2 separate regions of the Homo sapiens genome follow, and region 1 is linked to region 2. A link is an interaction called in ENCODE POLR2A ChIA-PET data of the cell type or tissue named here. Cell type or tissue: MCF 10A. All regions are shown on one strand. Each heading gives the region's core, and the rest is flanking DNA. Links, peaks and the distances in the headings are about the cores only. Region 1 overlaps MORC3 (MORC family CW-type zinc finger 3). Region 2 overlaps DOP1B (DOP1 leucine zipper like protein B).

Region 1 (14,804 bases), core at 441-4,440, 180 kb before region 2:
CAACCGGTTCTCTTGCCCCTTCTGCAAACAAAAACTGAGATTTTTGGGTTTTCTGTATTGGCTTCTAGAACATTTTGGAGAGTTCAAAGCTATGAAATTGTTCAGTACCTAGCGCAAGGTTGCTTACATTTTATTATTATAGTAGATGCAGTTATAAACCCTTTTTAAGAACAGACTAACATTTTAAAGTGAGGCTGTAAATCAGTCGGTAGGCAGAGATAGATACCTCAGGCTTTTCGAAATGGGACGTTTCCAAATGAGACCTAATTTATCTGTGGGCTTCGCAGAAGGCCAGGAAACAAGTACCTCTGGATGCGCTGCTTTTACTGGATAAAAGAAACACACAGGGTTATCTGAGGAGCCAACTGCTCTAGGATTTTTGGAAAAAAAGAACAGACATGGATTCTTATATAAATACCGGCTGATGCTTTTAGCCAGCTTTATGAAAGGTACAGAAATTGCCTACAAATCCGTGTCTCATGTTGATGAGAATGGCTGTATGCTCCTTGAAGCCTGATTTCTACAGGAAGCTAGAATAACATAATCCGGATATGCAGTTTTTAGATTTTTCTCTTCAGGATTTACAGAGCTTGGACTGGGAATGACTATATACTTTAGATAATATGGCTGTTCTAAAAGTACAGATTCCTGGCCCTACTCAGCCCCATGATTCCGAATATCCAGCAGAGGCCCGTGCTCCAGGGGCTTGCATTTTCATAAACTCCCCGGTGGGTGTGATCATCAGTCTGTTTTGGAAAGCTCTGGATTCTTCGTGTCTCTCAAACATAAAATTTCTCCAAATTTCTCATAAATGCTGTTCATTCACAAATGAATAATCTGCCCACCTCTTGAAGTGTCACGACTCTGAACTGTGGATTTAAAAGATAAAAACACATGCTTTAAGTATTAAAAGTACATGAAGGAGTTGGCTTTCTTGGCGAACATTTTAGAGATCCGACTTCAGTGCCAACTTGATGAGCCAACACGGGCAGGGGATGCGGCTCTAGAGAGAGGCCCTGGGCTGTCAAATATTTTCTCAAAAAAAAAAAAAAAAGTATTTGTTCAAAACCTCAAAGTTTGCACCACAAATGTTGGACTAAAGAATTCCTGCCGGTCGCGGTAGCTCACGCCTGTAATCCCAGCACTTTAGGAGGCCGAGGTGGGCGGATCATGAGGTCAGGAGATCGAGGCCATCCTGGCTAACATGGTGAAACCCCATCTCTACAAAAATTACAAAAAATTAGTCGGGCGTGGCGGCGGGCGCCTGTAGTCCCAGCTACTCGGGAGGCTGAGGCAAGACAATGGCGTGAACCCGGGAAGCGGGGCTTGCAGTGAGCCGAGATCGTGCCACTGCACTCCAGCCTGGGCGAGAGAGCGAGACTCTGTCTCAAAAAAAAAAAAAAAAAAAAAAAAGGGAATTCCTATAACGCAATTCTAACTAGATTCCTCAACAACCACTGTTGTTCAGCTTGGGCCCCAAGCATCCATTTTGAGCAGAACTGCCTCAATTTAAGGGGACCAATGTTATTTGGTTCCTGAGAACTTTTTAATAATGAAAATTGATATAAAGGGACTAACTCTTAACTCAGCTTCGAAAAAAAACTTCTCAAGGCATTTTAATTTCCATTTGTAAGTGTGAACATTCTAAAATCAAAATCTGAGCCGGGCATGGTGGCTCACATCTATAATCCCAACGCTTTGGGAGGCCAAAGCAGGCAGATTGCTTGAGGCTAGGAGTTCCAGACCAGCCTGGCCAACATGGCAAAACCCCTTCTCTATAAAAATACAAAAACTATACAGAGTGGTAGTGTGTGCCTGTAATCCCAGCTACTCGGGATACTAGGGAGGCTGAGGCAAGAGAATCCATTGAACCCGGGACTTGGAGGTTGCAGTGAGCTGAGATGGCACCACTGCACTCCAGCCTGGGTGGCAGAGTGAGATTCTGTCTCAAAAAAAAAAAAAAAAAAAGCTTTGATAACAGACATACAAAATTCAGTACAGGGTTGGAAAAAAATGTTGAGCAAATATCAGAATAAGAAAACTAGGAGAAGCCAGGCGTAGTGGCTCACGCCTGTAATTGCAGCATCTGGGAGGCTGAAGCGGGCGGATCACTTGAGGTCAGGAATTTGAGACCAGCCTGGCCAACATGGTGAAACCCCATCTCTACTAAAAATAGAAAAAATAGGTCAGGCGCGGTGGCAGGCACCTGTAATCCCAGCTACTCAGGAGGCTGAGGCCAGAGAATCGTTTCAACCTGGGAGGCGGAGATTGCAGTGAGCCGAGATTGCGCCATTGCACTCCAGCCTGGGCAACAAGAGCAGAACTCCATCTCAAAAATAATAATAATAATAATAATAATAACAGCCAGGCATGGTGGTGGCGCCTGTAATCCCAGCTACTCGGAGGCTGAGGCACTAGAATCACTTGAACCCAGAGGGCAGTGAGCCAAGATCATGCCACTGCACTCCAGTCTGGGCGACAGAAACAGACTCAGTCTGAAAAAAAAAAAAAAAAAAAGAAAGAAAAAGAAAAATAGAAATGACGGAAATCAATACAGGAGATTGAGAACAACGGGACCTCTGGCACACTACTGGTGGAAGTGTAAACTGATGTAAATACTTTAGAAAACTGTTCAGCACTGTCTAATAAAGTTAATGATACGCCTACCCTATGACTCAGCAATTCCACTCCTTGGCATATATATCAGGAAAACAAAAGCAAACTCATACAAGAATCATTATCCATAATAGCCCCAAACTAGAAAGACACCAAATGTCCACCCACAGGAGAAAAGGTAATCAGACTGTGCCATATTCATACCACGGTATTCTACTCGGTAATCCAAAAGAAATACTGTGATAGTTAATTTTATGCCTCAGTTTGCCCGGGCTAAGACATACCCGATAGGTGGTCAACATTACTTCTGACTATGAGGGTGTTTCTGGAAGACTTTAGCATTTGAATCAGTAGACTGAGTACAGAAGATCCGCCCTCACCAACCTGGGCAGTATCTGGGGCATCATCCAACCTGTTGAGTCTGAAAAGAACAAAAAGTAGAGGAAGGGCAAATTCTGTCTCTTCTTGAGTTGGGACATCCTCTTCCACCCTCAGACATCAGAGCTCCTGGTTCTCAGGTCTTTTGACTCCAGGACTTATGCCACTGGTGTCCCTGGTTCTCAGGGCTTTGGAGTGGGACTAAGTTATACCACAGGCTTTCTTGGGTCTCCATCTTGCAGACAGCAGATCATGGGACTTCTCAGACTCCATAACCACTTAAGCCACTCCTCCTGATCAATCTCTTGCATCTATCATATTGGGCTCCGATTTTCTGGAGAACTCTACACTGACTGACACAGGCAGCAACATGGATGTGTGTGATGCACACAAGGAGTTATTATTTCAAGTGATTGGCAAACACAGAAATTTTATACTACCCCAAAGAAAGCTTACCTTCAGTCATACTATGGCTAGAAAATATTGGTATTGTTACATATATGCATACCTATGTATTTATGTATACATTAGGAAGAGCAAATACTTGTGTGGTTAGGAACCCAGATTTTCAGCAAAAGAGACTATATTATAGTCTCTTTTAGTTCAGTCTACTAAAAAGGCCTAGAAATGCCCAAACTAGGCCAGGCACAGTGGCTTATGCCGGTAATATCAACATTTTGGGAGGCTGAAGCAGGAGGATCACTTGAGCCCAGGAGTTCAAGACCAGCGTGGGCAACGTAGCAAGACTCCGTATCTAGAAAAAAAAAAAAAAAATCAGCCAGGCATGGTGGCATGCACCTATAGTCCCAGGTACTTGGGAGGCTGAGGAAGGCGAAGCACTTGAGCCCAGGAGTTTGAGGATGTAGTGAGCTATGATTATGCCATTGTACTCCAGCCTGGGCAACAGAGCAAGACCTGTCGCAAAAGAAAAAAAAAAAAAAAAAAAAAAAAGAAGAAGAAGAAAAAGAAATGGCCTAACTAGAAACAATGACTATATCTGTGCCTAGATTATTATCTTCAAATAGCATTTCCCACAAAATGAAGCAGAACTTTTGGAGAAATGGCTGTCACCAAGTCTAGACCAGGAAATTTATTAGATGTATTGAAATACCTTACATCTGAAATACCCTGGAGTATACAGAGTACAGAAAAACAAACAAACAAAAAAAACAAAACCCTAAGTTAGGGCTCATTCCTGTAATCCCCACACTTTAGGAGGTTAAGAGGTGGGGGAGTGCATCGCTTGAGCCCAGGAATTTTGAGACCAGCCTGGGCAACAAGTCAAAAATCTGTCTCCACAAAAAATACGAAAATTAGCTGGGCATAGTGGTGTGTGCCTGTGGTCCTGGCTACCCAGGAGGCTGAGGTGGGAGGATTACCTGAGCCCGGGAGATTGCGGCTGTAGTGAGCTGTGATCGCGCCACTGCTACTCGAGCCTGGGTGACAAAGCAAGAGCCTGTCTCAAAAAATATATATATATTTAAAGCCAGAAGCAGTGGTTCATGCCTGTAATCCCAACACTTTGGGAGGCCAATGTGAGCAGATCCCTTGAGCCCAGAAGTTCTTGAGACCAGCCTGGGGAAAAAAAACTAAAAAAACACAACCAAGCAAGGCAGGTTGGACAAGCTTGCTGGTACTTCAGTTGCCTCCATGAATATCACATTTTGAGAGAGATTCCCACCAAGGGAGTCACAAAACAAGAGACAATTGCCTAGAACAGAAAAAATTCTATACTCAAATTACCTTAATTCAGTCATGGTTCAGATCACAGTACAAACCAAGAGCCTCACTTCCAACAGGAACCCCATGGGAGATTAGGAAGACTTGACTCCTTTGTGAATATAAAACACCATTACATTTTGTTATGAAGATACAGCCAGCTGGGCGTGATGGCTCACGCCTGTAATCCCAGCATTTTGGGAGGCCGAGGCGGGCAGATGGCTTTAGGCCAGAAGTTGGAGCAGCCTGGGCAACATGGCAAACCCAGTCTCTACAAAATATTCAAAAATTAGCTGGGCGCAGTGGCATGTGCCTGTAGTTCCTACTACTCGTGGGGGCTGAGGTGGGAGGTCACTTGAGCCTGAGAGGTTGAGGCTGCAGTGAACTGTGATCATGCCACTGCACTCCAGCCTGGGCAACAGAATGATACTTTGTCTCAAAAAAAAAAAAAAAAAAAAAAAAAAAAAAAAAAAAAAACGAACTACAGCCAAATTCTAGATATTCACATATCAAGCACATACATAACCTAAATATTGTTAGCCAGGTTGGGATAAAAGTCCTTTATATTCAAATTTAAATTTATTCTGTCTTGTTACCAAGACATTGAGTCCTGATGACTCTCTAAGAAATTGTGGCTTTAAAAGGTTTCTTGTTAACTCTTAACCAGACTTTCTTCCTACAGGCTAGTATGTGAAAGTTAACTCTGTGATCAATAGACAATTCTAAAAAGCAACAGATTTATTTTTTCCTCTACGCCAATCAGATATTAATAGCATTCATCTTGTGAGCTGTGACCAACATTCAACAGACAAATATGCAGATAGGATTCTATTTAGATTTTCAAGCCACTTCAGTGAGTCCCTGTTTATGAGACACTGCACAAAATAGGACTTAACCAGTCAGGCGCGGTGGCTCAAATGCCTGTAATCCCAACAATTTGGGAGGCCCAGAAGGGTGGACTGCTTGAGTCCAGGAGCTTAAGACCAGCCTGGACATGGCGAAACCCCATCTCTACAAAAAATAGAAAAATTAGCTGGGCATGGTGGTGCACGCCTCTAGTGCCAGCTACTCGGGAGGCTGAGGCAGCTGGAGCATTTGGGCCTCGGAGGTTGAGGCTGCAGTAAGCCATGATCACACCACTGCACTCTAGCCTGGGCAACAGAATGAAACCCTGTCTCAAAAAAAAAAAAAAAAAAAAAAAAAAAAAGACAACCTACTGTGGATTTTCTGAAATAGGAAGAAATGGGTAGTGTGTCTGGGTAGTTTTTGGGTGGTGTGTGGCCAAATTAACACAAGCTTTCAGCTTCTTTACAGCAAGAAGACAAGAACACAGTGGAAAAGAATAGGCAAAGAACATGTATAAAACACAGAAAATTAAAATGGCCAATGTAAGGACTGAGACAAATGTCAGCTGTCATATTTTCACATATCAAATTAGCAAAAGTAAGTTTGAGAGACTTTGAGGAAAACACTCATATTTATTACTCATCCTAAGTATAAATTCCTGCAACCTTTTTTTGGATGGCAATATTTATTTAAATGTACATGGCATACATTCTTTGACCTATCAATATTCACTGTTAACAATTTACACTCTGGATTTAATCGGAAAATCATGTGTGGTATGTATTAATCTTCACAGTATACTTTGAGACGGAGTCTCGCTCTGTCACCAGTCTGGAGTGCAGTGGTGTGATCTCGGCTCACTGCAACCTCTGCCTCCTGGGGTTAAGTGATTCTCCTGCCTCAGCCTCCCAAGTAGCTGGGATTACAGGAGCCCACCACCACGCCCAGCTAATTTTTGTATTTTTAGTAGAGATGGGGTTTTACCATGTTGGCCAGGATGGTCTCGATCTCCTGACCTCATGATCCACCCACCTTGGCCTCCCAAAGTGCTGGGATTACAGGCACGAGCCACTGCGCCCAGCCAGTATATTCTTTCTAACGAAAAGTAAGTAAGTAAGTAACCATTAGGAGCATATTCCTATGATGAAATGTTACTTAAGCTTTTTGAAAGAATGATATGGAAATGTTTAGTTATCAATTATATGGTATAATCCCACTGTGTAAATATCGACACAAATATACGCAATTTAATGTAAATAAAATACATACACATGAATGTGTGCATGTATGCACACAAAAGCCAATAGTGGTTACCTTTAGAGGCCGTGGAGAAAGTCTTTTCACTGTTCATTTACATCTCTACCGGGGCACCGCTCTGCTTCCCCTCCCTCCCCCTGCTTGCCCCAGTGAGAAAGTGGATATGCTGATCCCGTTTGTTTCGTGAACCACTCAAGTTCAACATTTATAAATACTCAACAGAAGACACAACTCAACAGTGCTTGGCTCTGATGGTGCACTGGAATTAACCCGGGAGGCCTTGAAAAATACTGTTATCTGGGTCTAACCCCAAGGACGCTGACTTAATTAACGTGAGGTGCAGCCTGACTTTGGGAGTTTAAAAAACTCCCCAAGTAATTCTACTACGCAGCCAGAGGTGAGAACTTAAATGATTCCTCAATGATGTATGACCCAAGTTTAAGACGTCTCATGTGACAGCAAGAATCAAGCGTCTGAGATCACAGGCAGCGTCACCAACTGGACCTGCCACATGAAGAATTTGAGGCCCAAAGGAAGCACACAGGGACGTGCCATGCCCTCCTGCTCTGTGTGCTCACTCAGCTTTCACTGATTTTGCCACCCTAGGTCCTGTTTGAAGACTGTGGACTGTTTTGGTTTACTTCCTCATACCTTTCGTGTTTTAAAGTAATAAACATTAGTTGAAGCAATACTGTCCCCCACATGCAACAAAAGAAAGAGAAAGGTACATACATCATGAAAGCCCACGTTGTTCTGTTAAACAACAGTTGTTCTGTCTGCAACTGTGAGCCACATTTTCGAAGTCTCATATCTTGGCAATACTTCAATATCTTCATAAAGAGCAAAAAGTATCTAAGTGCTTCCAAAGAATCAATTTAGCAAGCAAGTTTCTCTTACTAATCCCATGATTAATTTTCCCATCAAGCCAGACAGCTACAGGAAATATTTTTGCAAGAATACATAGAGAAGCTGGCCAAAAGGAAGGGAAAAATAGCAAATTCCAAAAAGAACCACTGCATGAGTTAGATATTCACAAAACTTACATATGATTTACATAGCTGCTATTATTTAGGCAAGGTTTCTCTAGAGTAAATGATTTATACAAAGAAAAGTCCTTTTTTTTTGAGACGGAGTTTCGCTCTTGTTGCCCAGGCTGGAGTGCAATGGTGTGATCTCGGCTCGCTGCAACCTCCACCTCCCAGGTTCAAGTGATTCTCCTGCCTCAGCCTCCTGAGTAGCTGGGATTACAGGCATGCATCACCACACCCGGCTAATTTTGTATTTTTAGCAGAGACGGCATTTCTCCATGTTAGTCAGGCTGGTCTTGAACTCCCGACCTCAGGTGATCCGCCCGCCTCGGCCTCCCAAAGTGCTGGGATTACAGGCGTGAGCCACTGCGCCAGGCTGAGAAAAAGCTTTTGAAAACAGAATATACATGCTCTGAGGAAAGAGGAGCTCAGCCTCAGTCTTAATGGAAACAGTCTTCAAAAAATAAACTGCAATTAAAGTAGTTAAAATGAGCTCAAGTTGAGGGTCTAATGAATACATTTTTAGTTTTAAAATAATTTGAGGTTAATATTAAGTCTTTAAAAGTAGCATTTGAACAGTTAGCCATCATATATTTTTATTTTATTATAAGATATTTTAAAATTTGGGAAATTACAATTGTGACAGAAAACCAGCTTCATACCAAAAATACACTTTCAATTACTTTATCAGGCAAATAAAAACAATCTTCATTTATTTGCTCTTTCCAGAATTACTATACAGTAAAAATTCAATACTGTATATGACCGACACGTATTAAGCATACATACAAAATGAACGGATTGAATGTTCAAAAACAAAGGTAAAAATAAATAGCAATGATAAAACTTTGGAAAAAATAATGCACATTTTAGTTGTGGAAAATATGGTTCTTATATATACATAGTTTATACTTAATAGAAAGCCATCTCTTTAAAATTGCACAAAACATGGGACCAATAAAGCATAGTATTTTATGGCATGTAATACTATAATCCTAAGGAAATTTGTTCCTTGACTCTAGGATATAAAACACTTAGGTTTGTAATATAATAAAAGGTATGTAGTATTGTTTGAGAAAGACTGTCTTCCTCAACTCACATTAACCTGTAGTAATCCTACAAAAGGCTGTACAGGAAATTTCACAAAAAGAAATATTAAAAAATTATCATGCCCACTTCATGCTGACTAAACAGCCAAAAATGGGCTTCAAAGTAAACTTGGTGGCCATTTAATATTTCAATACCTTTTTTCTGTTAAAGACTGTTTCTTCATTCTATAAAAACACTTTGTGTTTAACCGTGATTGGCAATCTCAGCACAACAAAATCCTGGCAAAATGGAGTTGGTTTTTGCTTACCTTATTTTCATGAATAAAATATTTCAGGACAGGAATTTATACAAAAGAAACATTAATGCTCAATTCACTTATAACCAGAGTTGTATCAGGAGTGTTACTACATTATTTAAAAATCCTATTTAAACTCCTTTATAAGAAAATCAAAGGTAACATTTCCATTTGTATTATGGCATAGCCCTCGACTTAGAGAAAAATACACTTTGGGGAACCAGAAAAAATTGCACAAAGCTTAGGGGCAACCTGAAAAGCTCTTGGTGAAAAACACTTGAGTACTCTAGGGCAATAAAAAAATATGTGCAGGCTTAATTACAAATATTTACATTCAAAACAGAGTCATGAGTTAGCTTCAGCTGCTCAATGCCAACAATTCACAGGTATTTCAAAACATAAGATAATGTGTCCACAATATTTGTGACCACATTTGAATGCATAGAATACAGTAAAGATTATGGTTTTCAGTCTGTTGCCTATCATATCTATAAAACAAAATTAATTATATTTTGAAAGCTGTACAACCAAAAGAATTGAGCAAATATTTTATCTTACATAACATATACTTTAAGTACTACTGATTTCACTCATTTGTTCAACAACTTGTCCTAAAATCTCATCAACTACATCAACATCGTAATTCACTTGCTGAAGATCAAGATCAGGCACAATCATAGCCAGCAGTTGTCCTACGTTAACTCGAAGAGATCGGAGTTTGAGGCTGCAAATACAAATATGTAACTTATTAGATGAGCATTACAAGTTAAGATTCATGTAGACCTTAAAAAGTAAAATATCAAAATCAAATCTCCGTAGAATAATATACAATTAAACAAAAGGAAAAGCAAAACCTCCCCTAGAGAACTCAATTTACTTTAATAATTCACTTTTATGAGTCAGGTGCACTTGCCCATGCCTGTATTCCCAGCATTTGTGAAGCCGAGGAGGGAGATCGCTGGAGCCCAGGAGTTCGAGACCAGCCTGGCCAACATGGTGAAACCCTGACTCTACTAAAAACACAAAATATTAGCCGGGCTTGGTGACGACACCTGTAGTCTCAGCTTCTCAAGAGGGTGAGGTGGGGGATCACCTGAGCCCAGGAGGTCAAGGCTGCAGTGAGCTGCGATGGCACCACTGCTCTCCAGGGTTCACGCAATTCTCCCACCTCAGCCTCCTGAGTAGCTGGAAGCACAGGCCCACACCACCATGCCCGGTTAATTTTTATTATTATTATTTGTAGCAATGGGGTTTCACTATATTGCCCAGGCTGGTCTCAAACTCCTGGGCTCAATCAAGCATTCTGCCCACCTCAGAGTGCTGGGATTACAGGCATGAACCACCATGCTTAGCCAGAATTATCTAAAACATGTTCTATAAGATATCCATAGTTGTGTAAGAGGTAATAAAAGGTTCTGTGGTCAAATAAGCTTGCAAAACATTGTGTTAAACAATGTTAAAGCAGCTTTTTTTTTACGCCGGGCACAGAGGTTCACGCCTGTAATCCCAGCACTTTGGGAGGCTGAGGCGGGCAGATCGCCTGAGGTCAGGAGTTCAAGACCAGCCTGATCAACATGGTGAAACCCCGTCTCTCCCTAAAAATACAAAATGTAGCTGGGCGTGGTGGCGCACACCTATAGTCCCAGCTACTGGTGAGGCTGAGGCAGGAGAATTGCTTGAACCTGGGAGGCAGAGGTTGCAGTGAGCCGAGATTATGCAACTGTACTCCAGCCTGGGCATCAGATCAAGACTCTGTCTCCAAAAAAATAATAATAATAATAATTGTAGGACTGCTCTGATCCTATTACATGCTTAAGTTACCGTGCATTTACAGAGAACAATGGTTTGCTGAAAACACTGGGAAACCATAGATTAAGATAATTATGCCTTCCAAGTTTATGAATATCAACATTCTAGACTTTTTAAAAAATGCCCAAAAGTATTTAAGCAATAAACACCTAAACTGTAAGGCAGCTTTTGCTTCAAATATTATGGCAAACACATAAAATGAGTGTTACAGTTGTTCTTGTTCCCTACCCCACTACAATATAATAAGTCCATATTTAATTTAGATACTGATTTTTCTCGAGTGGAAATCTATGAAGGGATCAAGATGTTCTTCCTTAGTCTGATAATGCGGAGAATGTGATTTTGAGCATGTTTTTTTGTGAGCTTTTATGGTAAGAGTCCACTAGACCTTTGATAATACTTTAATCGTTCCCATACCAGCTTTTTTTTTTTTTGAGACGGAGTTTTGCTCTTGTTGCCAAGGCCACAGCGTGATGGCGCGATCTTGGCTCACTGCAACCTCCTTCTCCCAGGTTCAAGCGATTCTCCTGCCTCAGCCTCCCAAGTAGCTGGGGTTACAGGTGTGCACCACCATGCCAAGCTAATTTTGTATTTTTAGTAGAGACGGGGTTTCACCATGTTGGTCAGGCTGGTCTCGAACTCCTGACCTCAAGTGATCCACCCATCTTGGCCTCCCAAAGTGCTGGGATTACAAGCATGAGGCACCACGCTTGGTTTTAAGACAGAGTCTTGCTCTGTCACCCAGGCTGGAGTGCAGTGGCGCAATCTCGGCTCACTGCAACCTCCACCTCCTAGGTTCAAGCGATTCTCCTGCCTGAGCCTCCCGAGTAGCTGGGACTACAGGCGCCTGCCACCACGCCCGGCTAATTTTTGTACTTTTAGTAGAGACAGGGTTTCACCATGTTGGCCAGGCTGGTCTTGAACTCCTGACCTCAGGTGATCCGCCCAACTCAGCCTCCCAAAGTGCTAGAATTATAGGTGTGAGCCACCACGCCTGGCCTATCTACTTGTTTTAATAGGACTTCTTCCTAATATCATCTGTACTATGGCAATTTTTAATAATTTTGCAATTTCCTAAAAGATTAGAGTGAGCATACAGTGAAATAAGGACAGCAAGCCATAAAGACATGGTACCAAGTACGACAATAAAAGAAAAACAGGTTGAAGGAGTGAGTTTCAGTAAAAGTCTCCTGTCTTCTACTCATGGCCAAATTCCCCCTATTCTTCAATATCTTGTCCATTTTTATTTTCCTTCAAAAAGCATTCTAAAACCACTCTGACCAATCAAATGCTTTATCCCTTCTAAATTCCTATTCCACTTAAATAGAACCTAAAGGGTCAGAAACTGGAAAGGAAGGATAATGAAGTGTCACTTCTTTTTTATCTATCATAACACCAGGGTCACAGCAGACCATCAATAACTTCTTTTGACAGAACAGTATCTATTTGATGGGTGCTAGCAGATAAAAATAAATAGTATCCTAACCATAATTGCAGCCCCACAAAAACGCCTCATTTAATATTACCTTTCTCCATCCATATGATTTACAGACTCCTCAATGTTACTTGATGTTGAAACATCTGTTGCCGTCTGTTGATTTGTAGATTTTAACTGTTCTACTTCAGTTTTGAGTTCTTCACACTGTGAACGGATTTGTGACTTTTCCATTTCCAGCAATTCAACCTAACAAAAATATAAATGAGCTTTATAACTGTAAAACTTAAAAATACTAATGGCAAAGTGAAATTTCAAGCTAATATAGAGAACCTGCTTGATAACATTATCAACTATCAAAAAACAAATACACAAAGAAAAACCAGTAGTTTTCTATAAACAAGGCTTCATTCGTTTACAGCTTCACTTCTACATCTTTTTACACTGAGAGAATACAACATATTACCACTTGATTTAAAAAAAAAAGTGGTACCTAGAAAATGAAAAACCAGCCGGGCATGGTGGCTCACGCCTATAATCCCAGCACTTTGGGAGGCTGAGGTGGGCAGATCACCTGAGATCAGGAGTTTAAGACCAGCCTGACCAAAATGGAGAAACCCCATCTCTACAAAAAATACAAAATTAGCTGGGTGTGATGGCAGCCGCCTGTAATCTCAGCTACTCGGGAGGCTGAGGCAGGAGAACTGCTTGAACCCAGGAGGTGGAGGTTGCGGTGAGCTGAGATCACGCCATTGCACTCCAGCCTGGGCAACAAGAGCGAAGTTCCATCTCAAAAAAAAAAAAAAACAAAACAAAACAAAACAGAAAAACCAAGATACTAATGCCTAAATTATGTTAATGTCACAGTGGTTTTTATTTCTTGCATACTCATCAGCTTATAATTAAGTTACAATAATGAGTTTATGCTTTTTATAAACAGATGGTCCCTGACTTACAACGGTTTGACTTTATGATTTTCCAGCTTTATGATGGTGTGAAAGTTATATGCATTCTATAGAAACCACACTTTGCATACCAATACAATCATTCTGTTTTTCATTTTCAGCACAGATTCAATACATTACATGAAATACTCAGTATGTTGTAATAAACCAGACTTTGTGTTAGATGATTTTGCCCAAATGTAGGCTAACACAAGTGTTCTGAGCACTTTAAGGCAGGTTAGGCTAGGCTAAGATTTTGGGAGGTTGGCTGTAATTAAATGAATGTTGGAGTTAATGCTGTTTCCAACCTATGATGGGTTTTTCAGGACTGACACCATCATAAGTTGAGGAGCATCTGTATTTTGTCATTCAACTCCTGAGCCAAGACATCAAGATTAGTGTTTGCATGAGTAGCAAATATTCCCAAGGAAGAGACAGCACAGCACCACACCATGGTTCCCAAACTCTTTTTAGCAGGAAAATCCTTTCAAAGGCCTCACACACAAAAATGTATAAAATAGATTAAAAGGAGCTACCTGAATTTGAAGTAGGGGCATATGAAGAAGCTACTGATATTTATCATTTGTCTCTTGGTATTTATCGTTTTTCTCCTTCTTTCTCAGTAGAAGAACCCATGCATAAAGACTGCATTTCCCAGGCACCCTTTAGCCAGATGACTCAGTTCTGATAGTCAGAACACAAGCAACTCAGGCCAGGCATGGGGGCTCACGCCTGTAATTCCAACACTTTGGGAGGCCAAGATGGGTGGATCACTTGATGTCAGGAGTTTGAGATCAGCCTGGCCAATGTGGTGAAACCCTGTCTCTAATAAAAAGACAAAAATTAGCCGGGCATGGTGGCATGTGCTGTAATCTCAGCTACTCGGGACGCTGAGGCAGGAGAATCGCTTGAACTCGGGAGGTGGAGGTTGCAGTGAGCCGAGATTGGGCCACTGCACTCACTCCAGCCTGGGCAACAGAGCGAAATTCTGTCTCAAGAAGAAGAAGAAAAAAAAAAAAAAAAAAAAAAAAAAAAAAAATATATATATATATATATATATATATATGTATGTATGTATATTAATCAAAGATTTTAAAAGGGATAAGTCAGTTTCTCTCAGGAATCTTGAAAGACATAATCTAGAAAAATGAATGACTCCATAACTAAAGGATTAACTATACTTAAAAGCAGAATTGATGCCCAAAAAAGAACATAATTAACTGTATTAATGAGGTATTAAGTTAATATTGGTATTCTGAACAGGACATTTACCATACCTGGCTACCCCTAATATTTTTCAGGAATGCACATCTCAAGACATTGGAAGAACCAAAAATGCCCCTACACAATTCCATATGCCTCCAGGAGGCCCTCTCCTCAGTTGAGAACCAGTAGAATAACAGACACTCAATAAGAACAGAATTATT
Region 2 (11,756 bases), core at 117-4,116:
CCCTAAACTTTTAATTCAAAACCAACAAACGGGCCAGGCACAGTGGCTGACACCTGTAATCCCAGCACTTTGGGAGGCCAAGGCAGGTGGATCATTTGAGCCCAGGAGTTCAAGATCAGCCTGGCCAACATGGTAAAACCCCGTCTCTACTAAAAATACAAAATTAGCTGGGCATGGTGGTTCGCACCTGTAATCCCAGCTTCTCGTGAGGCTGAGGCAGGAGAATTGCTTGAACCCAGGAGGTGGAGGCTGCAGGGTGCCAAGATTGCACCGCTGCACTCCAGCCTGGGCAACAGAGTGAGACTCCATCTCAAAAAACAAAACAAAAACAAACAAAAAACCAACAAACATTAAAAAAAAAAACCCAACTTCCAAACCCCAAGTATTTCCATCCTTCCTAACTCATCCCAGCTTATGCTCTCTCATGCCTCCTGCAAACGCAGCTCCTTCAAATGACACTGGCATGCTCCACTCCACAACTGAGAGCAGGTGAGTGGCATGGGCCGGGCACCGCAAATCCCAAGCACTCCACAACTTTGGTTCTGCAGCTGCTTGCCAAAAGGACAACCATGGAAAGCCAAGCTGTCACAAGACAGCACCGCTTTGGTACAATCATCTGAAACTGAAGAGGCAGGGCAGTGACAACAGCACCCTGTACTGTAAACTGCAGGTCAGAAACAGCGCTAAAGAGGGGGCAAAAAAAAAGCCTCGAACCAGCACAGATCATGATCACAGTGCCTGAAACCAACCAAAAGAAATGTTGGTGCTGGGTGCAGTGGCTCACGCCTGTAATCCCAGCACTTTGGGAGGCTGAGGCAGGTGGATCACTTGAGGCCAGGAGTTCAAGACCAGCCTGGCCAACATGGTGAAACTCCGTCTCTACTAAAAATACAAAAATTAGCCAGGTGTCATGGTGCATGCCTGTAGTCCCAGCTACTCGGGAGGCTGAGGGAGGAGAATCGCTTGTACCCGGGAGGTGGAGGTTGCAGTGAGCCAAGATTGCGCCACTGCACTCCAGCCTGGGCGACAGAGCGAGACTGTCTCAAAAAAAAAAAAAAAATAGAAATGTCAGCCAAAAGGGGTGGCTCATGCCTGTAATCTCAGTGCTTTGGAAGGCTGAGGCCGGAGGATCGTTTTATCCTTGGAGGTTGAGACTGCAGTGAGCTATAATCCTGCCACTGTACTCCAGCCTGGGTACACAGCAAGACCCTGGAATTCAATGTGATCATGTGGGTCATGCACGTCGCAAGTGCTCAGTAAAGGGTCCATTTGTTTCCTCCACGATAGGGGCCCTAAGAGGGTACGTCTTCCCCTCTTCATATGGTGACGCTGTGGGTAACTCTTTAATGGGACAGGACATCATGGAAACTCTGTACTATGGCCTCCCTTATTAATGAGCTCCAAAAGAAAAGAAATGTCAATAAATATTTTTCAACTCTTTAAGCCAGGGTTTCTGAACGTCCACCCCACTGACATCTGGGACCAGGTAAGTCTTTGTTGTCGGGGCACCTGTGTGCATTGTAAAATGTTCAGCAGCTCCTGGACTCTACCCACTAAATATCAGTAGCACCCTCCCCACCCCCAGTTGTGACAGCCAAAACTGTCTCCAGATATTGTCAAATGTACCCTGAGAGGCAAAATTACTACTACATTGAAAATTACTGATTTAAATGGAAATATCTGGTGAGCTAGTTGTTGCCTTCTTACAAACCATTTAAAACATTCACCTCTCCTCATCTCCTGAGAAGAAGAGTTTAGTGCTTTCCCTGTTCTAATCTTGTTTTCTTAGTACAGCAAAACACAGCTATGTAGCTATTTCATGGGCACTTAAAAAAAAAAAAAAAGGATTTCTGACCAGTCATAGGTTATCTGCAGACCCCAAAGGGTTAGAAAGCCAGGGTGGATAATAAGTTCTAACAGGGGCCAAAAGTTTCATTCCTTATGGTTCACTAAAAAGCACACACCAGGGACAGCCTCCACCTACATGAAACCTGTGAGTCATCCCAGCCTTCACCAGCTCAACCTAACTCACCACTTTGCAATTTCTACCCACGTGCTCATCATGACCCCCCCCACTGCACCCTCCCTTTCTGCTCTCTGCACATTTGTTGGGGTGTTTCACTCAATTCCCAAGCACTTTTTTTCTTTTTTGAGATGGAGTCTTGCTCTGTTGCCCAGGCTAGAGTGCAGTGGTGCGATCTTGGCTCACTGCAACCTCCACCTCCGAGGTTCAAGTGATTCTTCTGCCTCAGTCTTCCAAATAGCTGGGATTACAGGTGCCTGTCACCACACCTGGCTACCCAAGCACTTCTGGGAACAGTTACCAAACCGTCTCAGACTGAAATGGATATAGCAACCAAAAAATCTTGTACAGTCACTTCAATTACTGTGGCTGCAACACACTGGCTCAGAGATTATTGTATAACCTTTCACCTGCATCCACCTTGGAGAGCTGATAACTAATCACTTCTGGGTGCCACACTGCATTTGGTTTTCTGTCACAGCTAAATAGATTCGGTGATTCATGAAGCTTTACTTGGCTCTTGGTTCAATGTCAAGAAATCACAATATTCAGAAAAAAAATCAATGTTAAGCAACTTTAGCAACTGTTCAAATGAACCTTTATTTATCAACTAAGAAAACAAAAACACTCCAACTATTTACACTTCTAGTGTGATTCACACAGATTTAAAAGATCACAGTAAGCTTTAGGGAACTAATGTGTTCATCTGTCCAATGATGGAAAAATCATGTAGGATGTATACTCACATATCTGTCATCAGAACACAAACACAGCAGAACTTCTAGAAAGGGCCTGGGATTAGGAGTCCATTGGCATGGAGTCTGGCAATGTCCTCCAGCTGCCTCCTATGTGACCTGGACCACTCGTTAACTCAACACACACTTACCGAGTCTCACCGTGTACCAGCCACAGGGCCTGGCGCTGGGCTTAAAACCGCAACGAGACAGATTCTGCCTCCTAAGGTAGAAACTGTAAAGGTGGATTCTCCTTTGGGAAATGGAGAGCCAACACCTGGTCTATGTGAGAGCTTGAAATGGTTAAAGTGCAATGTTTTAGTTACATCTGTCAAGTCCTGATATAGAGCTCACGAAATGCACCCTTGGCCACTTCCTAACTAACCCTTCAAACCATTCTGATTACTTGGTTTACTTAAGGCTGGGGGAGCCGTGCAAATGGACCTTGGATTGATTCCTGGGTTAGACTCCAGCCTCCTGCACCCCTCAGTCACAGCTGACACCACAGGAAAGGGTGACCTGACTAGGGCCTCCAGCACAGGGTAATATGAGCAGCGCGTTGTGTAATCACATGGCAGCTTTTACAAGCACAAAAGTCACCAGTGACTGAACATGGGCTCTTAAAACAGGTCCCATTAACAGAGGTGAATCACTGTGGCATCTCTCAGAAGAGTTAATAAGCTGGAAGTGAGTTCTTACTTTATACTTCTCCGGAAACAAAGGTCACTGTGTATACTCAACAGTCTGGTTTTTGTTTGTTTGTTTGTTTTTTTCTGAGACGTAGTCTTACTCTGTCACCCAGGCTGGAGTGCAGTGGTGCAATCTCGGCTCGCTGCAACCTTCACCTCGCAGGCTCAAGCTATTCCCCTGCCTCAGCCTCCCAAGTAGCTGGGATTACAGGCGCACACCACCATGTCCGGCTAATTTTTTTGTATTTTTAGTAGATATGGGGTTTCACCATGTTGGCCAGGCTGGTCTTGAACTCCTGACCTCAAGTGATCCACCTGCTCTGGCCTCCCAAAGTGCTGGGATTACAGGTGTGAGCCACCGTGCCCGGCCATACTCAATAGTCGGAACAGATTCACACTTTCTCCCATTCCTAAGCAGTGACCACACACACACACACACACAAAGCTACATGAACTTTTGTGCATATGAGTGCTATAGATTTCTCCAAGGTGCTACTGAAACCTGTCAAGATATTCTGCTTCACATCACACTAAATTGCCTTCTCAAGCCCTGCCCTGGCTTTGCTTTTTAATTTAGAAGCAGCCTAGTTTAATGGAAAGAAGAAGGACTTTAGAATCTGATATGAGCCGTGTGTGGTGGCTCACGCCTGTAATCCCAGCACTTTGGGAGGCTGAGGTGGGCGGATCACTTGAGGCCAGGAGTTTGAGACCAGCCTGGCCGCCAGAGGGAAACCCCATCTCTACTAAAAATACAAAAATTAGCTGGGTGTGGTGGCACGAGCCTGTAATCTTGGCTACTTGGGAGGCTGCGGCGGGAGAATCACTTGAACCCAGGAGGCGGAGGTTGTAGTGAGCCGAGATCGCACCACTGCACTCCAGCCTGGGTGATAGAACAAGACTCTGTCTCAAAAAAAAAAAAAAAAAAAAGAATCCAATAGATACAGTGGAATAGAATCCCAGCTGTGGGGCTCACTGACTGTGCGACTGGGAAACCTTCTTACCCTCTGACCCTCACCTGTAAATGGAGGTAACTCCTGGAGCAGAGGAATTCATTACACAATGTGATCATGTGTGTAATGCACGCTGCAAGTGCCCAGGAAAGGGTCCCTTCATTTCCTCCACACTAGGCGCCCTAAGAGGGTATGTCTTCCCTCCACACATGGTGACTCTGTGGGTAACTCCGTAACGGGACAGGACATCATGGGAACCCTGCACTATGGTCTCCCTTATTAATGAGCTACATTTCTCTCCGCCTAAAGGATCTCATCTCTCCGGGCTCGGGACTTCCCCTTTGGTAAAGAGACAAGAGAGATTCCCGGGAGGAATTTGAAATCACAACCACCAAGGAAATGTGAAAGAGCAACCCGACCTCCACACCTACTGCTGCTTCCCATGTCTCTGCACTTCCTTCCCCGTGTCTTTTTTTTTTTTTTCGAGACAGAGTCTCTGTTGTCCAGGCTGGAGTGCAGTGGTGCGATCTCGGCTCACTGCAAGCTCCGCCTCCCAGGTTCACGCCATTCTCCTGCCTCAGCCTCCCGAGTAGCTGGGACTACAGACGCCCGCCACCATGCCCGGCTAAATTTTTTTATTTTTAGTAGAGGCAGGGTTTCATCGTGTTAGCCAGGATGGTCTCCATCTCCTGACCTTGTGATCCACCCACCTTGGCCTTCCAAAGTGCTGGGATTACAGGCGTGAGCCACTGCGCCCGGCCCCCTCCCCGCGTCTTATAAAGCAGTGGAGTAAACACAGCCTGGACAAGACGCCCACGCACCTGTCGGAGATCTCGGAGCCCTCTTCAAGGCCGGGCAGCAGGCCCACGATGAAGGCCTGCAGACTGGGCAGGAGCAGCTTCTGCAGTGGGAGGAAGTACTTCTCGTACAGGGTGAGCAGCACCGGCCTCACCGACACCGCCGCGTGTGCCAGGAGAGGAAATAACCCGCAGCTTCGAGAAAGAACGAGAGGGAGCGGGGCAGAAATAAGATACCCAGTCAGAAGTCCCAGGTGACAAGCCAGCCGAGGGGAGTTTTCACAAGCAAACAGCTGGCCATTTAAACTGCTGGTTTCGATGTGTGGGTATGACATGAGATGGTCACAAAACACTGTTACGTAACAAGCCAGCAATGAAGCTGTCCGCACGTTCAGATGCTAAAGTTCCCTTATAGCAAAGTCAAAATGGGGTGCTGGAGAGGATGTGGAGAAATAGGAACACTTTCACACTGTTGGTGGGACTGTTAACTAGTTCAACCATTGTGGAAGTCAGTGTGGCGATTCCTCAAGGATCTAGAACTAGAAATACCATTTGACCCAGCCATCCCGTTACTGGGTATATACCCAAAGGATTATAAATCAAACTGCTATAAAGACACATCCACACGTATATTTATTGCAACACTAGTCACAATAGCAAAGACTTGGAACCAACCCAAATGTCCATCGATGATAGACTGGATTAAGAAAATGTGGCACATATACACCATGGAATACTATGTAGCCATAAAAAAGGATGAGTTCATGTCCTTTGTAGGGACATGGATGAAGCTGGAAACCATCATTCTCAGCAAACTATCGCAAGGACAAAAAACCAAACATGGCATGTTCTCACTCATAGGTGGGGATTGAACAATGAGAACACTTGGACACAGGAAGGGGAACATCACACACTGGGGCCTGTCATGGGGTCGGGGGAGTGGGGAGGGATAGCACTAGGAGATACACCTAATGTAAATGACGAGTTAATGGGTGCAGCACACCAACATGGCACATGTATACATGTGTGACAAACCTGCACGTTGTGCATATGTACCCTAGAACTTAAATTTAAAAAAAAAAAGAAAGAAAGCAAAGTTAGGACGGATAGACTCCAGAAGGCGCCCAGTGACGTCTCCTGGTGATGGCTTTATGATAAACTGTTGCACACACAGCCCTACGCTTATTTTGCCTGTTTGTCATTTTCTCATCTTGTGAGCTGAAATACCGGTTACTTGGGTAATAAAAAGGAACACAGCAGAGAAGCAATCGCACCTGTACAGAAACAAGTCCTTGGCCAGCCATTTGGTCCCCACGATTTTAAAGATAATCTCGTAGGTTTCCAGAGCTTTTAAGTGGACACCACTGGGCAGGGCAGGGTGCAAACACTGAGCTAATCTTTTGCTGATGAGGAGCCGTCTTGGCAACAAGGAGTACCTCAGGTTACTCTGAAGAGCCTGTCAAACAAGACAAAAAAAACACATGAGGAAGAAGGCAGCGATATTTACAATGGAGAGTGGATCTGCTGAAGCCAGAGAGACTGCAGCCATGTCCCAGTGTGGCTGTAAGAAAGAGACATACACAACAAAGGGGCAGAGGGACTGCATGGCGAGAGTCCACAGCAGCTCTGGCAGCGCTGGAGATGAGGCAGGCACAAGGACTTTCTTAGTAGGTGGCCAGCTTCTCGGTCACACCTCTGAGCCCGTGATGGGTGAGGGCCGTGTGCTTCTCCATCTCAGGAAGCCATGAGTAGGGGCTCACTCAGAAGATATGGATTGGGATTAAAGCCTTCCAGGCTGTGACGCCTGACATTTCTACCAGTTGGAGATGGTGCTGGGAGGAACCCGTGTTCTCCAGGAGGAAAACAGCACCACCCCACTGGGCTGGAGCAATGGTAGTCCCAAGCTAGGCTTCCATAAGCAGGATACACGACACGTCTGCGGGAAAGCATCCCAGAGTGCTTGCTGTACCCGAGAAGCAAGGTCGAGAGTGTGAACAGATCGATGCTGTCCTTCGTGGCACAGAGTAACCATGGGCAGAACTTTGTGCGTGGGAGGCCCCTCATGGCTTAATCTTTTTTTTTCTTTTTTTTTTTTGTGAGATGCAGTCTTGCTCTGTCACCCAGGCTGGAATGCAGTGGCGCAATCTCAGCTCACTGCAACCTCTGCCTCCCAGGTTCAAGCGATTCTCCTGCCTCAGCCTCCCAAGTAGCTGGGACTACAGGTGCCCGCCACCATGCCTGACTAATTTTTTGTATTTTTAGTAGAGAAAGGGTTTCACCGCGTTAGCCAGGATGGTCTCAATCTCCTGACCTTGTGATCCACCCGCCTCGGCCTCCCAAAGTGCTAAAATTACAGATGTGATCCACTGCGCCTGGCCGGCTTAATCTTATAACACAGTGTCTGATGTTATCAGGGAATGATCTGCATAAGTAGTTCATTTGCTCACACAAATATTTACTGAAGGCCTACAGGGTAAAAGTTCACGCTTCTTTTTTTTTTTTTTTTGAGACGGAGTCTTGCTCTGTTGCCCAGGCCGGAGTGCAATGGCATGATCTTGGCTCACTGCAACCTCCACCTCCTGTACCTCCTGGGTTCAAGCGATTCTCCTTCCTCAGCCTCCTGAGTAGCTGGGATTACAGGCACACGCCACCACATCCAGCTAATTTTTTGTATTTTTAGTAGAGATGGGGTTTCACCATGTTGGCCAGACTGGTCTCGAACTCCTGACCTCAAGGGATCCACCCGCCTCGGCCTCCCAAATTGTTGGGATTACAGCCGTGAGCCACTGCATCTGGCCAAGTTCACGTTTCTTAAAAGGTCTCCCAAGCACGGCTCCAGCCTTCCTTTCACTGCCCCTTGCCTAAATGCCCTTCCGGCCACCTTGCTAACTCTTCCTCACGTGTGATTTAGCTCAGTGCCCCCATCTCAGGGAGGCAGAACAGGCCTTCCCTCTACAGTGCGAGGGCAGGGACTATCTCACTCTTCTCTGCTGTCTCCAGCACCCTGCACAGTGCCTAGAACAAAGCGGGCAGTTGGGAAGAGCATCTAAGACATGTGCAATGCCAGCTGCATTCCATCCACATCAGAATCGTGGGCCCTCAGCCTCATGACCACAGGGCCATGACAACTTTCCTCTTGTACGCAAACACTACGATCCCACCTCTAAAGCACACTCAGGTTATGCAGGACATGAAAGGAAGACAAGGAAAACAAGAATATTTTTCATCAGATATCTGTGGTCTAAGTGAATTCTCAAATTCAATAAAATGACATCTTTAAAAAAAATCAGATATGGCCAGGTGCAGTGGCTCACACCTATAATCCTGGCACTTTGGGAGGCAGAGGTGGGTGGATCACAAGGTCAGGAGTTCAAGACCAACCTGGCCAACATGATGAAACCCTGTCTCTACTAAAGACACAAAAAATTAGCCGGGCATGGTGGCGCGTGCCTATAATCCCAGCTACTCAGGAGGCTAAGGCAGGAGAATCACTTGAACCCAGGAGGCAGAGGTTGCAGTGAGCCAACTGCACTCTAGCCTGGGCGACAGGGTGAGACTCCATCTCATCTCAAAAAAAAAAAAAAATCAGATATAACTAGTGGTCATCAAAAAAGGGTTGCACTCTGTTACACAGGCTGGAGAGCAAGTGTGCGATCATGGTTCCATGCAGCTTCAACCTCCAGGTTCCAGTGATCCTCCCACCTTGGCCTCCTGAATAGCTGGGACTGCAGGTGCATGCCACCAAGCCTGGCTAATTTAAAAAGATTGTTCTGTAGAGACAAGGTCTCCCTACATTGCTCAGAATGATCAACTGGTCTCAGACTCCTGGGCTCACGCAATCCTCCTGCCTCAGCCTCCCAAAATGCTGGGATTATGGGTGTGAGCCACTGCGCCTAGCCCTTAAAACATCATTTATGAAGAATGTGATACCTTAAAACAAAGGGAATGCTAATAAAATAATGTGAAAAAATGTGCTTATGTTCCAAAAAGGAAAAAAAAAAAAAGAACAGAGGAGAGGCCACTTAACTTCCACACTGTCACAAAGGATGAAAACAGACTGACGGTAGCAGCAGAGAAGGAATGAACGTGGATAATGGATAGCAAACAGTACATTTGCTCATGGGCAATTTCAAACACATAGAACGGTCAGGCAGCCAACATCCAGCTTCACCACCAGCAATGCCCAGCCAGCCCGCAGAAAACATTTCCACGACTCCCATGGCTTACTGATCACAGGCTAACAAGCTTTCTCCATGGATTCAAGAGCAGGAGAGCTAAAAGCTGTCTTGACCTGTACCATTATTTTTGTCAAGGCAGAGTTTTCTCTTTTTAACACTACCAAATCTCATTTTTGCTCATTATACTCTAAGACTTCTGCTATTTGGGACAAAAAAGATGTTAAGTACTTCCCATGGGGAGCATCTGGGATTCCTAAGAGGTTCCCTCAGTCTGTGCACACAGCAGGATCCCTTTCTTCTGCTCTTTTGAGTATAGGCACGGCAACGTGACATACTTGGGGCCAACAAGATGAATAGAATTATGGGAGTCACTTCTGGCACAGATCTTCAAAGCCAACTCATAGCTTATCACTTCTCTTTTCCCTGCCTCTAAGATTATGGAAACACAGGTTGAGATAAAGCCCCTGAGAAATTTCAGAAAGCAGAAACTACTTTCTGATCCAGTAAGGCAGAAATAAACCATGTTGTAAAAGTCACCATGATTTGAGGATTGTTTGTTACTGTGCATAACTTTCCCTATCCTGACTGATAGATCTCTTTTCATATGAACGCAATTGCAAGGAACCACAACCACTCATTTCAAATTAATAGAACTGATTGCTATTTTTTCTCATTTACATGTGTTACCTCACTTCATTTAATGTGAAAAAGACATAGAAAAAGACACATAGCCCAGAACTGAGGCTGTAACCAGTAAAAGTGGAATGAACTTGTTCACTGTATGTTGACCATGTTTATCATGTTTTGATTTTTTGAGACAGGGTCTCACTCTGTCACCCAGACTGGAATGCAGTGGTGTGATTGCAACTCACTGCAACCTCTAACTCCCAGGCTTAAGCAATCCTCCCACCTCAGTCTCCTGAGTAGCCAGGGTTATAGGCGTGCACCACCACACCCTGCTGATTTTTTTTTTGTTTTGGGGGGATTTTTTTTTTTTTTTTTTTTTTGAGCCAGAGTCTTGTTCTGTCACCAAGGCTGGAGTGCAGTGGTGCAATCTCAGCTCACTGCAACCTCCACCTCCCAGGTTCAAGTGATTCTCCCACCTCAGCCTCCCAAGTAGCTGGGATTACAGGCATGTGCCACCACACCTGGCTAATTTTTGTATTTTTTAGTAGAGACAAGTTGAGCCACATTGGCCAGGATGGTCTTGAACTCCTGGCCACAAGTGATCTACCTGCCTTGGCCTCCCAAAGTGCTGGGATTACAGGCATGAGCCATCATGCCCAGCATCTTTGGTATTTTTTCGTAGAGATGGGATTTTGCCATGTTGCTCAGGCTGGCCTCGAACCCCTGGGCTCAATTGATCCACCTGCACTGGCCTCCCAAAGTGCTGGGATTACAGGTGTCAGCCACTGTACCCAGCCCATGTGAATAATGTGAGCAAGGCCCATCTGAGACAGGCAACTGATTTCTGTTGAAGAAAAGGTGCACTAAAGGCAAACTCAGACTGCTTATCAAGAGAGACAAGCTGCAGTTGTCTTCTTTAAAAATGCAGCAAGAAGGCTGGGTGCAGTGGCTCACGCCTGTAATCTCAGCACTTTGGGAGGCCAAGATGGGCAGATCGCCTGAGGTCAGGAGTTTGAGACCAGCCTGGCCAACATGATGAAACCCTGTCTCTACTAAAAATACAAAAATTAGCCAGGCGTGGTGGCACACGCCTGCAGTCCCAGCTACTCAGGAGGCTGAGGCAGGAGAATCACTGGAACCTGGGAGGTGGAGGTTGGAGAGAGTCGAGATTGTGCCACTGAACTCCAGCCTGAGTGACAGAGTGAGACTCTGTCTCAAAAAAAAAAAAAAAAAGAGAGAGAGAGAGAAATGCAGCAAAAGCAAAGGCAATGAACCAACAGGACTTAGAAAAATGAAGAGATATCCTTCCTTTGTGGTAAGAAAAATAAAATTAATATAACAGTGAAATATCATTTTCTTCACCCATCAGAGAGGTAAGCTTGACTCAAGCATACAGGTTCAAGCATAGAGCAGAGTGATCTAGAGATCATGAACAAAGTTAATCAAAACCAGGTCTAGATTTGGCCAGACAGAACTTGCTGGACTGCTCCTTGGAGCTGTCGTCACACAGAGATTGAGTGTTTATACACTCTACATGGAGCCTCGCACTTAACAAGTGCTTCAAAACTAAGGCTTAACAAAGCAATAAACAAAACTGAGGCTATTACTGATGCCTGGTCTAAATATGCAAGCTTGGGCACCAGAGCCACCAATTCCAGTTTCAGAATTTGCTGTTCGGGCAAATTACCTTTCTGGGCTGAAGTTTCATCTGTAAAAATGAGGACTGTGATACCTCACGAAGTTACAAGCATAAAGAGT

What was found. ChIA-PET counts read pairs that join two places held together with the same protein. Peaks named below come from ENCODE experiments on the same cell type or tissue, not always from the same donor. Only the 100,000 strongest peaks of a DNase experiment are listed, where the experiment ranks them.
Region 1: POLR2A ChIA-PET joins it to region 2 with 5 read pairs; 3 of 35 experiments call an interaction of 5 or more read pairs at or near these places.

The regions. Positions count from the first base shown.
Region 1 is chr21:36,370,252-36,385,055 of GRCh38, reverse strand. MORC3 (MORC family CW-type zinc finger 3) reads right to left here. Exons shown (of 17, transcript NM_015358.3): 16 at 12,525-12,682; 17 at 8,424-9,913. The coding sequence ends at 9,760. Among named protein-coding and RNA genes, the nearest start is that of CHAF1B, 7.7 kb to the left of the region's middle. In MCF 10A, for the core only: no CTCF peak of the experiment used is centred there; no DNase peak of the experiment used is centred there.
Region 2 is chr21:36,193,963-36,205,718 of GRCh38, reverse strand. DOP1B (DOP1 leucine zipper like protein B) reads right to left here. Exons shown (of 37, transcript NM_001320714.2): 3 at 6,468-6,649; 4 at 5,218-5,388. Among named protein-coding and RNA genes, the nearest start is that of DOP1B, 43 kb to the right of the region's middle. In MCF 10A, for the core only: no CTCF peak of the experiment used is centred there; DNase peaks (open chromatin) are centred at 2,018 and 3,328.